Regions from separate parts of the Mus musculus genome. Here region 1 is linked to region 2. The links are chromatin loops, found by intact Hi-C in ENCODE. Cell type or tissue: left cerebral cortex. All regions are shown on one strand. Each heading gives the region's core, and the rest is flanking DNA. Links, peaks and the distances in the headings are about the cores only.

Region 1 (5,549 bases), core at 366-5,365, 72 kb after region 2:
AGACAGACAGACAGACAGACACACACACACACACACACAGGAACAGAAAATCTAGAATCAGGTGTGTTGCAGTAAATCTCTCCCAAATATGCCCTGGCAATGAAAACACAACTCAATTAATATGAATACATGCTGTGCGCCTAGATTGGGCAGATCTACCACTACACTACCATCTTCCACATCTATGGGACCCCTTAGAACTTGCGGTTTCTCGAGGTCATGTGCTTCTCTGCTTTTCTTCTTCTTCTTCCTCCTCCTCTTCAGTGTCCTCTCCCTCTTCCATTTTCTCCTTCTTCTCTCTCTACCTTCTTTTATCTGCCCAAACATCAGCTCTCCTTTATTTTACAAATTAAGGTGGGAAGCAGGTTTACAGGAAGTCACCGAGTGCTGACTCATTCCTTGTTCTCAGCCACTCAGAGGAGAATGGAATTACCATCAAATATAATTAGTCCCAGGGCTATCCACAACACAGGGTGACCATGAGCACTGTGACGGAGACTGACTACAGAAAGAACTAGAACCTGAGTGCTTTTATTATGTCCAGCACAGGCAGAGTGGTTAGGCTCTGTAGGGGAGCAGGCTCGGGCTGTACACATCCGGGGAAGCTATGGTTGCTAGTTTGGCCTATGATTCATCATCATTCATGCCTGGATCAGAGGAAGGCTTTGCTATTCCTAGCCTGACCAAAGAAAGCTTTGGTGCTCTCCCATTGGTCTGGGGTGTTGGTCCCTGACATGGCTGAACCCATGTCAAAAATACACATTAGCTCAGGGTGCCATTCACCCCCTCCATGCTCACTTGGGTCTTCTTTGGCTCCCCACTCATGGACAGACATATTGCAGGGAAATGTTCTGATGATTAAAGGAAGAGCATGCTTCCTGTGAACCCTGATGGGGATTAAAAGGCATAAACTTCCGGAGACCCTGCCTGGACCCTCCCTCCTTTGGACCCAGCTGTCCATCATTACTATATAACTGCAATCAACCATAGCCAGGAACACAAGCTGGTGAAAATTCCGAGTCCTAGGGACTCTTCTGACATGGAGGTGACTTGGAGGGTACCTCAACCCCAAAGTCCTTGATTTTTTTTTCCTATGCCAAACACCATGAAGATCCAAACAAAACCTTTCTTCTTCTGTTTGTTTGCTTTTTGCAGTTCTAGGGTCTGAACACAGGGCCTTGTACATACCTAGCAAGCTCTCTACCACTACGCCGTACCCCCTAGCAGAATAAAACATTTCAGAGAGGGACTTTGGTCTATCAGCTGCTCAATTGCAACTCCCTGAGGGCCCCATCTCTGAAGTACAACAGTTCATTGAATGAATACATGCTTATCAAATGTCCCAAGTACCATACTAAAAACCAGGGACCCAAAGAAGGACGCAGCATAGTCCTTGCCTTGGCTCATAAGCTACAGCACATACAGGTGTGCTGTGCATATACTAAGTGTGAGTGGAAGCTGTGGGGGCTCAGGTGGCTCCTTATACATTGCTCTGCTAGCCTTGTACACAATCCTGTGCCTGTCTGACCTCAAGACTGAAGTGGTTACCTCAGTTTTACAAAGAACGGAATCTGAAGGCCAAACAGGTTTAGAGTTTTGCCTAATTGTTCAGATCTTTTTCTATCCCTTGTGCCGTGTGGGTTCATAGGAAACGAGAAGATCTTCAGAGTGGCCACTGTGTCCTGTGATCATCAAGACTCATTCCTTTGCACAGACCATGACCCATGATTGCAAGCGGCTTAACCAAATGTCCGTGTCCATTTTCTTTTTACAGAGGAGACCCTCTCCCAACCATGGTGCTAGGGATCAAACCCAGAACTTCACAAATGATGACAGCATGCTACCAACCGAACTACACACTCAGCCTCTCCCAACGAAATTCTCCTAACCAGATGTCAAGGACTAGAAAGAGATCTTGTGAAATGTATTGTATTCTTTTCTATGACTTCTCTTAAGTCAAATGCCACTAGCTACTTTGTTGATAGAACGTCTGCCATTGCTGTATATATTTCGGCCTTGTGTTATGCTGACAAACAGCTCTGTCCCTAAGAAGAGAATGGAAGCCCATGCTGGTGAAATCTTTTTCAAGTGATGACTACCTTAGGAGTCAGAATTTTTATGGCCATGAAAACCAGCACCTGGGCTCCTCCTGAGGGATTTTTTTTCCGGTGGGGGTGATGTATGTCTGAGAAAGCAGAAATAGTTTTTAGAAAGGCCTGTCCTAGTACGAAATGGAAATAAAACGTAGAAAGGAGGTATCTCTTCGACTGTACAAGCCAAGAACTCAGTGACACTAAGTCACTTGCCCAAGGTTGCATAAGGCCGACCGGATGCTGTTCCAGAGGCTCCAGGTTCTGTGCTCCACCGCAGCAGGTAGGTGGTCGAGGCGGGGAGCTAACTAATAGTGACGGCGCTAATGACGGAGCCTCTGACCAGCGAGTGGCCTGGCCGGTGAAAGGTGGCAGATTCTCGCGTCGGCCCTCACAGATTGGCTGCGCCGCTCGGCTTTGAGGGATAGTCTACCGGATCGGCACCCTGGGGCTCAGGCTCTGTAGTTCTAGGTCCTCGGCCTCCTACAGGTGTGGGCGAAAGCCTACCAACTCGGCCGGGGACCAGCAGGCGGCGGTCTGCTGTAAGGGGGTCTCGGGCGACCAGTCCCAGCTGCCCAACCCGCCCGAGCCCGGGAGGCGACGCTGGGAGGACAGCGGAGAAGGCCGGGGACAGCCGCTTTTGAAGGATTGCTTGAGCTTCATCCGCCCTAAATCGGAATACCTGCACCATGAGCGTCTACATGACGCGGGTGCATTCGAGACACGCTCCGCCACCGCACCCTGCGTCTCTGCTTCGGACCTTCGGAATCCGGGACATCGGCTCAAAACTAGGAACGAATATGGGCCGCTGCTTCTAAGCCAAACCCGACAGGTGAGAGAATCCGGAGCGGCAAGGGGAGGGGATACGCCTAGGTTTCACTCCCCTGGTGGCCACCTATCCTGACGGGGATGTAGTCTTTAAACCACCCCGCCCCATGGTGGGCGGGCTGAGCGCGCAGGTCCCGCCTCCTGCCTATAAGAGCGGTGCGGCACTGCAGCTCCGCAGATCTCACCGAGACCCGTGACCCCGACTCTACGTGAGACGTACAGCCCAAACTCATCATGGTGAGTGAGGCCCCGCCAGGATCTCTCCGGTCCTATAAACAAATGTCCCGCTTCTCTGGGGGAACCTTCCACTAGAGATCTGAAGACCCTTTCCTTAGCATTCCGAGTTTCCAGGAGATGTAAGAGTTTTGCACTTCCCCCACCTCTCCCGGTGACTTTGACCTAGTGTGTTGTCCACCTTCAGAAGCTGGGGACTGAGGGAGGGTGTTTCACTAGCAGAGAGGAGCCCTTCTGTAGTGTCCTCCTGCCCTACCAAGCGTCTGTGTTCCAACCCTCCTGAGGGGAGTCACGAGGTTCCGTACCCAGTGCTCTCCTCCGGCAGCAGAAGACCTGCTCAGCTGCCCCCGCCACCCATACCCCCTGAGTGAGTCCCTGGAACTGACCGAACACGTGCCTGGCGCCGGTTGGTTTAAGGGGTTACTTGGTACCGCACCCCGTCTTCCTCCGTGTGCCTTCTTCCCATCTACACCCCCCACATGACTCAGCACCCCCTCCTGAGCCAGGAGGGGTGGCGGGAATGGGGTTCGGTCTCGGGAGGCCAGCGGGCCCCTCCTACCCGAGTGCGGGTGCTCGCGGGTGCTCGGAGAACAGGCAGAGACAGCTGGCGCTGATCGACAGCCCCGGCCTCGGCCAGGTGGCGGGGGAAGGGAGAGAGGTGTATGAAGGGGTTTGTATTTATAGCCCGGAGCGGGGGCAGAAATCCAACCCGAGCTTTCAACTGGGAAGTAACTGGAAAGACTCCAGTGGGAGAGCAGACGTAGGGCCCAGGTACAGATGGCGTTCCCCTGGCTTGTGCAGCAAGGCGGGTTTCCTCAAGGGCCTCCTAGCAGGTTCCACTTCCTTTTCTGGGTATTTAGAAATTGTCGTGCCCCACCCCGCCCCCACGCGCCATTTGGTTGTGAAAAGGGAGGCGCACAGGTTCTATAGACCTGGGCGTTGCAGGGGTTAAATTATGGACCACCTAGATGTAGCCTTAAGTTGCCAGGGCTCCAGTATGTATACCTGTATTGCCTGCCCCTGCCGTCAGCGTTTACCCGTATTATCGCTGCTATTTCCATGTGGGCTGAGGCGAGGATGGAGGTGGTGAAGCAACGCAGAGTGTGAGGGTGGAGGTGGGGAGAGGAGCCAGATGGGATTGATCCCTCAGGGCCAGATGGAACTTAAAAGTGGAGGTTCTAGCATCCTGAAGGCCAGAATGGTCAGTTGATACCAGATGGAAGGTTGAGACACCTCTTTGCCCACAGGAAAGAAGGGGAGAGGGTTGTGAGAATTTTCAAGGCAAAGATTAACCAGGGAGGAAGCTGCTGGCTATAAACTATAAAACATATTTCTAGACGCTGCACGATCTGGAAGCAACTGGAAAGTCTTCTGTCTCTCGGTGTCTATCCCTCTCTGTGTCTTTCTCTCCCTGCACCCTTATTATAATTGCTGAAGCCCTGCCTGTCAGGTGTGCATGTCCTCTCTGTCCTGTGTATCCTGTGGATGTAACAGGATTATACAGCTCTCACTTGGTAAATTCTCTACTGAGAAGTAGGCTAAGGGGTTGGTCTGCCCTGCTGGCTACCTCCAGTCTGGGGAGCCCTGTGCTGAGGAGACTGGAGAGGCTGCCAGCTGCTTCTGACCACCATGAGTCCCAACCTTACCATACTTTTACCAACTGAGTAATCTCAGCCAATAGGCAAAAGGGTGAGAAAGAACCGAATGAAGTGGGTAGTTGTGGGTAAGGACTTATGCTGTGACCTTCTCTGTATCCCTCAGCGCGAGTGCATTTCAGTCCATGTGGGGCAGGCAGGTGTCCAGATGGGCAATGCCTGCTGGGAGCTCTACTGTCTGGAACATGGGATTCAGCCTGATGGGCAGATGCCCAGCGATAAGACCATTGGTGGAGGGGACGACTCCTTCACCACCTTCTTCTGTGAAACTGGAGCTGGAAAACATGTGCCTCGGGCAGTCTTTGTGGACCTGGAGCCTACTGTAATCGGTGAGCAAGGGGGGGAGGGGTCCCCTTTTGAGGAAAGTGGAGTGTCTCTTGAAGAATGTCTTGGCTGGGTTTTTGTGATCTTTGAAGCCTCTTGGTTTATTTGAAGCTGAAGATGGATGCTGGCAGAAGGATGAGCTAGCTCTTTTATCTATCTGGCTTCAGCTGCCACTCAGTGGGTGGGGAGGGGGAAGGAGCAGAGTCAGGTGGTTTTTGCAATGTGATATATGGTTTTTCAGATGAGATCCGAAATGGCCCATACCGTCAGCTCTTCCACCCAGAGCAGCTTATCACTGGGAAAGAAGATGCAGCCAACAACTATGCCCGTGGTCATTACACCATTGGCAAGGAGATCATCGACCCAGTGCTGGACCGGATCCGCAAGCTGGTGAGACTACATACAGCCTGGCAGGGAG
Region 2 (5,549 bases), core at 145-5,144:
CTTTAAAATAATTTCACTGGGCTGAGCTGTCTGAGGCGCTGGGCTCCTATCTCTCCACAGGATGCTTCTGCCCAATGGCTGTTTTTACTTACAAGTCTATGCGCAAGCAGTGTGAGGGCCAGGGAATGAGACACAAAGGGTAGACAGGAAGGAAGACAGGGCACAGCTCCTGGATGGGAAGGGCGGGGGTCTGGGACCAGCAGGGACAGAGGCTTGCTGGTCCAGGAACAGTAGCAGATAGGATACGGCTGCTCCTCAGTAGCCAGGACTTCTCAAGACCTTGGCCCAAGTCTCTGCTAGGACAATGTTTGTGTTCTTAGAGGACAGACCCAGTCCTGGAAGTTGAGCCCAGCAGGCCCCTGCAAGAGATCATGAACTCCATCTCTCACTCACCTGGTGAGGTGCGTGCTTGTACTTGTGCCTCAGGGCGAATGCTGTCTGGGAGAGGTAGAGGAGAGGGGAGACACAGATACAGGGGACTGCCAACTTGACCTTGATCCTTCCTTCCTAAAAACCTCTGTCTGTAACTGCCTGGTCTTACCCAATTCTGGAGCCTCACGTGCCAGCTCCCAGCTAGAGCAGCGACCAGTCAGGAGCCACTGTAGGACCATAGGCGAAAGCTATTCACTAGAGGCAAGAGAGGCTTAAAGAGCTGATAGGAAGCTCCAGCTGCAAAAACAGAATTCCTGCGAGCTTACAGCTGACCTTGCTCAACCTAATATTAGTCAGCCTCAAAGAAGAATGTTTGCAGAGACAGCCTGTCTCCCAAGATAGTCTGTCTCGACTGAGCAAACAATCTCAGCAAGGAGAAGCCACAGGCCCACACAGAGTCCCTGAAGCACCATCGACTCCCTCAGTCCCAAGCCCCTTCCTTCCCCACCTCTCTAAAAGGTCCCAGCTGGCTCTCGCTTTGGCAGGACCTCCAACCTGTGGGAGAGTGCCTGCCTGTCTTTCACTGCCTGAGACATTCTCTTCGCTTGAGGTCAGATGCTGGTCTCTTTCTGCCTTCTCACTCTTTACTCTGCACACAAAATCTAAGAAAATGTCCCTGAAGGAACCAACCCCCTTCTGCTTGGGAAAACCCCATCCCTGGCGTTGTCTGGCTGGCCAAGAGCCAGGAGTTATGGAGTCTTCTGTCAGACCCCACCACACATGCACACACACACACACACACACACACACACACACACACCGCCCTGAATTTGAGAAGCTGGGCCATTCAGAATGTGACAAGTTGCATATCTGCATGACTCGGTGGGAGAGAAAAAGGTGACATCATGCGGGAAGGGGTGTTTGAACTGTCAAAAGACAGATCTGCAGCCACACATGAGGTCTCATGCCTGTAATCATGTACTTGGGAGGTTGAGGCTGAAGGATCAACAGGAGTTTGAGGCCAGCCTAATTACATAGTGAAACCCTGTCTCCTATTTAAGAAATCAAATAAAACCAAGCCATGGTTTGTCTGTCTTGAGTTCAATTGCTACTAATTAGCTGACAGTGCAGTATGTGAGAAGCAAGAGAAACTTTGGTATTTAAAAGCAGTTTATGACCCCAGCCTTATGGGATTCGCAGCATACTCTGCAGCAGCATTGAAAAACTGCATTTAACTGCTTAAAGCCAAGAATGAAGCCAATAAACACGGACACATTCCTTTATATTCTCTCAGCAAGGCCATAGACTCAATAGTCATTTCATGGGTAAGAAAATGTGAGTTTCCCAGGACCACAGAGTGTGTAAGAGCAGACTCAAATCCTGAGCAACCAGTCTCTGATGTTCTAGATGGCTCCTACAATGGGGACCACACACACACACACAGAGAGAGAGAGAGAGAGAGAGAGAGAGAGAGTCTGTTGTTGTTGTTGAAACAGGGTCTCTAGCATTGGCTGTCCTGGGACTCCCTATGTAGACCAGGCTGGCCTTGAACTCACAGACATCCACCTTGCCTTTGGCTCTCAAGCACTGGGATTAAAGGCATGTGCCACCATGCCCAGGGGAAGGAGGAACTGTAATCACACCCTAGTTTTCTGGGATGAACCTGGTAGATTTCCCCAAGTACTAGTTCTTCCCACCCTTTCACTCTGCAGGACCGTTCTAGAAAGACATCACTTAAAAGAGCAGAGCCGGAAGATAAGCACATGTCCTGATTCTGGTCCCAGAGAGATGGAATCCAGCAATCCGAAAGCCAGTTTTCCTGCCAAGATCACACGGATGAGTTCTCAGGCCCATGGGTAGTCCATGCTGCACATGCCCCATAGACAGGGCAACTGGAAAGGAAATGAGTAACGGGACTGCAGAGCGGCACTGCCAGGTGGCCAGGGAGCAGGCCAGTGGTCTTGTCTCATTTCAACCAAGAGCCTTTGGTGCGTTACTGATTTGTACTGAAGGACTGGGTTGAAAGCATCTCTTCTGTCGGCTACCTTTGTCTCCTAGGGACAGTCACAAAAAGAAAGGGGTTCTGGTGCCTTCCAGTGAGAATACTTATCAAGTTTAAGAGCCGTCACTTGGGCCCAGCCTTTCTTTTTGGATCTGCTCGCTCTTCTCTTCTTTGAATTCGGGCATCCCTCCTCGAAGAGTCCATTGACTGGCATGGCAGGGAACTTGAACCTTGAAAGACACACCACGACAAAGCCCTCTCGAAGCCCTGCAGTAGGCGATGGACTGGCTCTGTCTGTTTAAAGATGGAAGCAGGGGACGAGAAGAGTTTGATATCGACTAGGGGAGCAACAGGGCTTCAGTGGGGGCATGGCATAGTGGAGAACCTTCTGGAAAGGGGGGGGGGGGCGGTTCCGGTAGACTCTGGATTTCCACCCAGAGACAGGGCATTTCTGACTCTGCTAAGACTGTGGACATATGTCTTCAGTTCTTCACATCCTCCCCAACACAGTAAAGTAGATATGGTCACCTTCCTGGGCAGGATTAAAGACAATATATGAAAAAAAATCCCTGAAGGAAAATTCCTCATTCCCCCACTGGAGGGCTCCCCAGTTCCTGTCTCTCAGTCACTGATAAAGGTCTCTTCTGAGAAAATAAATACAGGCACTGGCTTTGGAGAGACTAGAGAAATCTGGAAATCAGCATCAGGGGTACAGATTGAAAGTGTAGTTAAGCCTACCATGGTTGCATCTATGCTGAACACACAAAGACTTTTCCCTAAACCATACAGCATAACAACTATTCACATTATAGTATCTGTTATAAGCACCTAGGAATAATTTACATATAAAGCGAGAATGTGTAGAAGTTAAGTACAGTTAAGTACAAATGCTAAGTCATTTCATACAAAGCTTTTAAACATGCTTGGACTTGGACAGCTTTATGGGGAGTCCTGATGTGTGTGTGTGTGTGTGTGTGTGTGTGTGTGTATTGCTCCCTGTACCCAGTCTTCCCTTTGCTCGTTTCTGAAGATTCTGAGCATCTTGGGGCCCTGATAAAATGCTATTAATTTGGTACCTCCAGCCATCTTTATAGAAGGAGAACTGGTGTCAGGCTGGACGAGGGTGGAGCAGGTGGGTGGGGCAGGGGGTCTTCTCTGCACAGACACACCCTCCTCTCAAGAGACCCCGGCTGGTTTACACAGCAGGCTCCTCCACAGTTACAGGCTTGAAAAAAAGCATTTGTATTTAGGCAGCCAGGAAGAGCAAGAGCAAGAACTCCCACGTGAGAGGTTTGCAATTCAGCTGCTTAGGTGAAAGCCTACGTAGGCCGTGTTCAGAGAACTGACAGAGTCTCTGTGTGGAAAATGGGTCTCCAGACCCATGCAGATCTGTTTAGGCCTAGTCTCCAGAGGATCTCGCTCTGTGTGTATTTTTATTTGTTTTTAATTTTGTTATTGCTGTTGTTTTTAGGGAACTGTTTTTTTTTTTTTAATTCAAAGAACAGTAGGCAATCGTTAGTGGGTTTTAAAGGCATGATATGATGGCTGCTATATGAAGATACAGTGACACAGCCAGATGATCATGAAGCATAAACATAATAAGTAGGTAGACAGATAAGGGGTTCTGGGGTTAACCCAGGGGGAACCTGCCAGATCCTGGTCAAGGATGGGAACAACGCAGCTGGAGAACCAGCGGGACTCTGCCCAGTCAGCCTGATCCCCCCTCACCCCCACCCCCACCCCTGCCGCTTTCAGAGAAATGGTCCCCAGCCTTGTCGCCATGGCAGCCTGTCTCCTCAGCCTGGATTGGTTGCTGGGTCGCATCATTAGTCCTGTGTCTGACCCTGTGATGGGAAACCGTTGCCATGGTTCTGTCAAGTAGGCAAACAAACAGCTGCTGTTTTCCGGGCTCCAGGAGCAAAAACCAGAGTCCAGTGTATCCAGTGGGAAATCCTGGGAAGAGTTGGAGAAGTCTGAGTTGTTTGACTTTGGGCTCCTCTGGCTGCTACTGATAAGTGTTCTACATTTAATGGGAGAGGAAGGGAAAGAGGGAGAGTCCTGCCTCTGTGTGCATCAAGTGAAAATGCCTGTTTCCTCAGTGGCTTAAGAGCACTTTCTGCTTTTCCAAAGGACCCAGGTTCTGTTCTCAGAACCTACATAGCAGCTACCACCCATCTACAACTCCAGTTCCAGAAGATCTAACGCCCTCCTCTGGCCTCTGAGAGCAACAGACTTACACATAGTGCATAGACTTCCACGTGCAGGCAAAACACCAATACACATACAATAAAAATACATCTTAAAAGAAGAAATTTCCTTGTTGGTTTTTGGGACAGACACTCATGTAGCCCAGGCTGGCCCTGAGCTCTATTCCTCCTGCTTCAGCCTCCCAACTGCCAGGATTCTAGGCCTGAGCCACCACAGCCAGCTTTCAAGGTAGCTCTTCCCAGATGTCTTTGGAGGCCGGATGGGTGAGTTCTCAGCCTGGTCAGAGTCTCTGAGGTAAGAGGCGAGAACAAAACACACATCAGGGCAGGGGCTCTGACAGCAAATCGTGGCACTTTTTCCTTTCAGACCCCAGGTCACATTTGTTCTGCCTTCTGAGACCCACAGTCCCCTCTTGTCATTACTGTTCTCTGTAGGACCATCATACTGGCCCCACCCCTAACCATCTACCAAGGTAAATCTTCACCGAAGACTAGGAAATGTTATATTTGGGAGCTACGAACAGTTGCCCCTAGGAAAGGAGAAGTCCAGCCATCAATGCTAAACCCAATGAAATTCCAGCATGGTCTGTTGCTCAAAGCATATTGATACTCAGCCCATTTTGTCCTCAGAAACTGGAGAGTATGGCCATGTGCCCAGCCCACCCTGTTTGGGAAATACAACAAAGCAAAGCTAAGACGCTCTTCTATGCAGATAGAATGAAAGCACACACACCCCACCCCCGATTCTCTCTTGTAAGGGTACAGCTAAAGGTAGCACACAGAAAGTCACATTTATGCACATCTGGTTCCTACCAGCTACACTGACTGCTAACACCCACCTTCTTCCTCTTCATCCATCCTCCTCTCTCTTATTCAGCTTTAGAGAGCCCTGTGCGTCACTCTCTGGCCACTATGATGCAGCTGCCTTGGTTCCTGCCCCCAGGGCAACCGAAATCTCATCAAGGAAA

Evidence for each region. Hi-C counts contacts between places; a loop is a spot of excess contacts. Peaks named below come from ENCODE experiments on the same cell type or tissue, not always from the same donor. Only the 100,000 strongest peaks of a DNase experiment are listed, where the experiment ranks them.
Region 1: a loop joins it to region 2, with 2.1 times the contacts of the local background. A loop is called at or near these places in 1 of 42 quality-filtered maps.

Annotation. Positions count from the first base shown.
Region 1 is chr1:75,216,799-75,222,347 of GRCm38, reverse strand. Tuba4a (tubulin, alpha 4A) reads left to right here and starts at 3,054. Exons shown (of 4, transcript NM_009447.4): 1 at 3,054-3,155; 2 at 4,914-5,136; 3 at 5,373-5,521. The coding sequence starts at 3,153. A630095N17Rik (RIKEN cDNA A630095N17 gene) reads left to right here. Exons shown (of 3, transcript NM_001243090.1): 3 at 1,775-2,253. The coding sequence ends at 1,888. In left cerebral cortex, for the core only: CTCF peaks have their summits at 2,684 and 2,931; DNase peaks (open chromatin) are centred at 4,240, 4,687, 4,988, 5,244 and 3 more places; H3K4me3 peaks cover 3,049 bases; H3K27ac peaks cover 3,275 bases.
Region 2 is chr1:75,288,233-75,293,781 of GRCm38, reverse strand. No RefSeq gene overlaps it. Among named protein-coding and RNA genes, the nearest start is that of Resp18, 13 kb to the right of the region's middle. RefSeq lists an enhancer at 2,610-5,495. In left cerebral cortex, for the core only: a CTCF peak has its summit at 2,976; DNase peaks (open chromatin) are centred at 583, 2,990, 3,668 and 4,233; H3K27ac peaks cover 1,657 bases.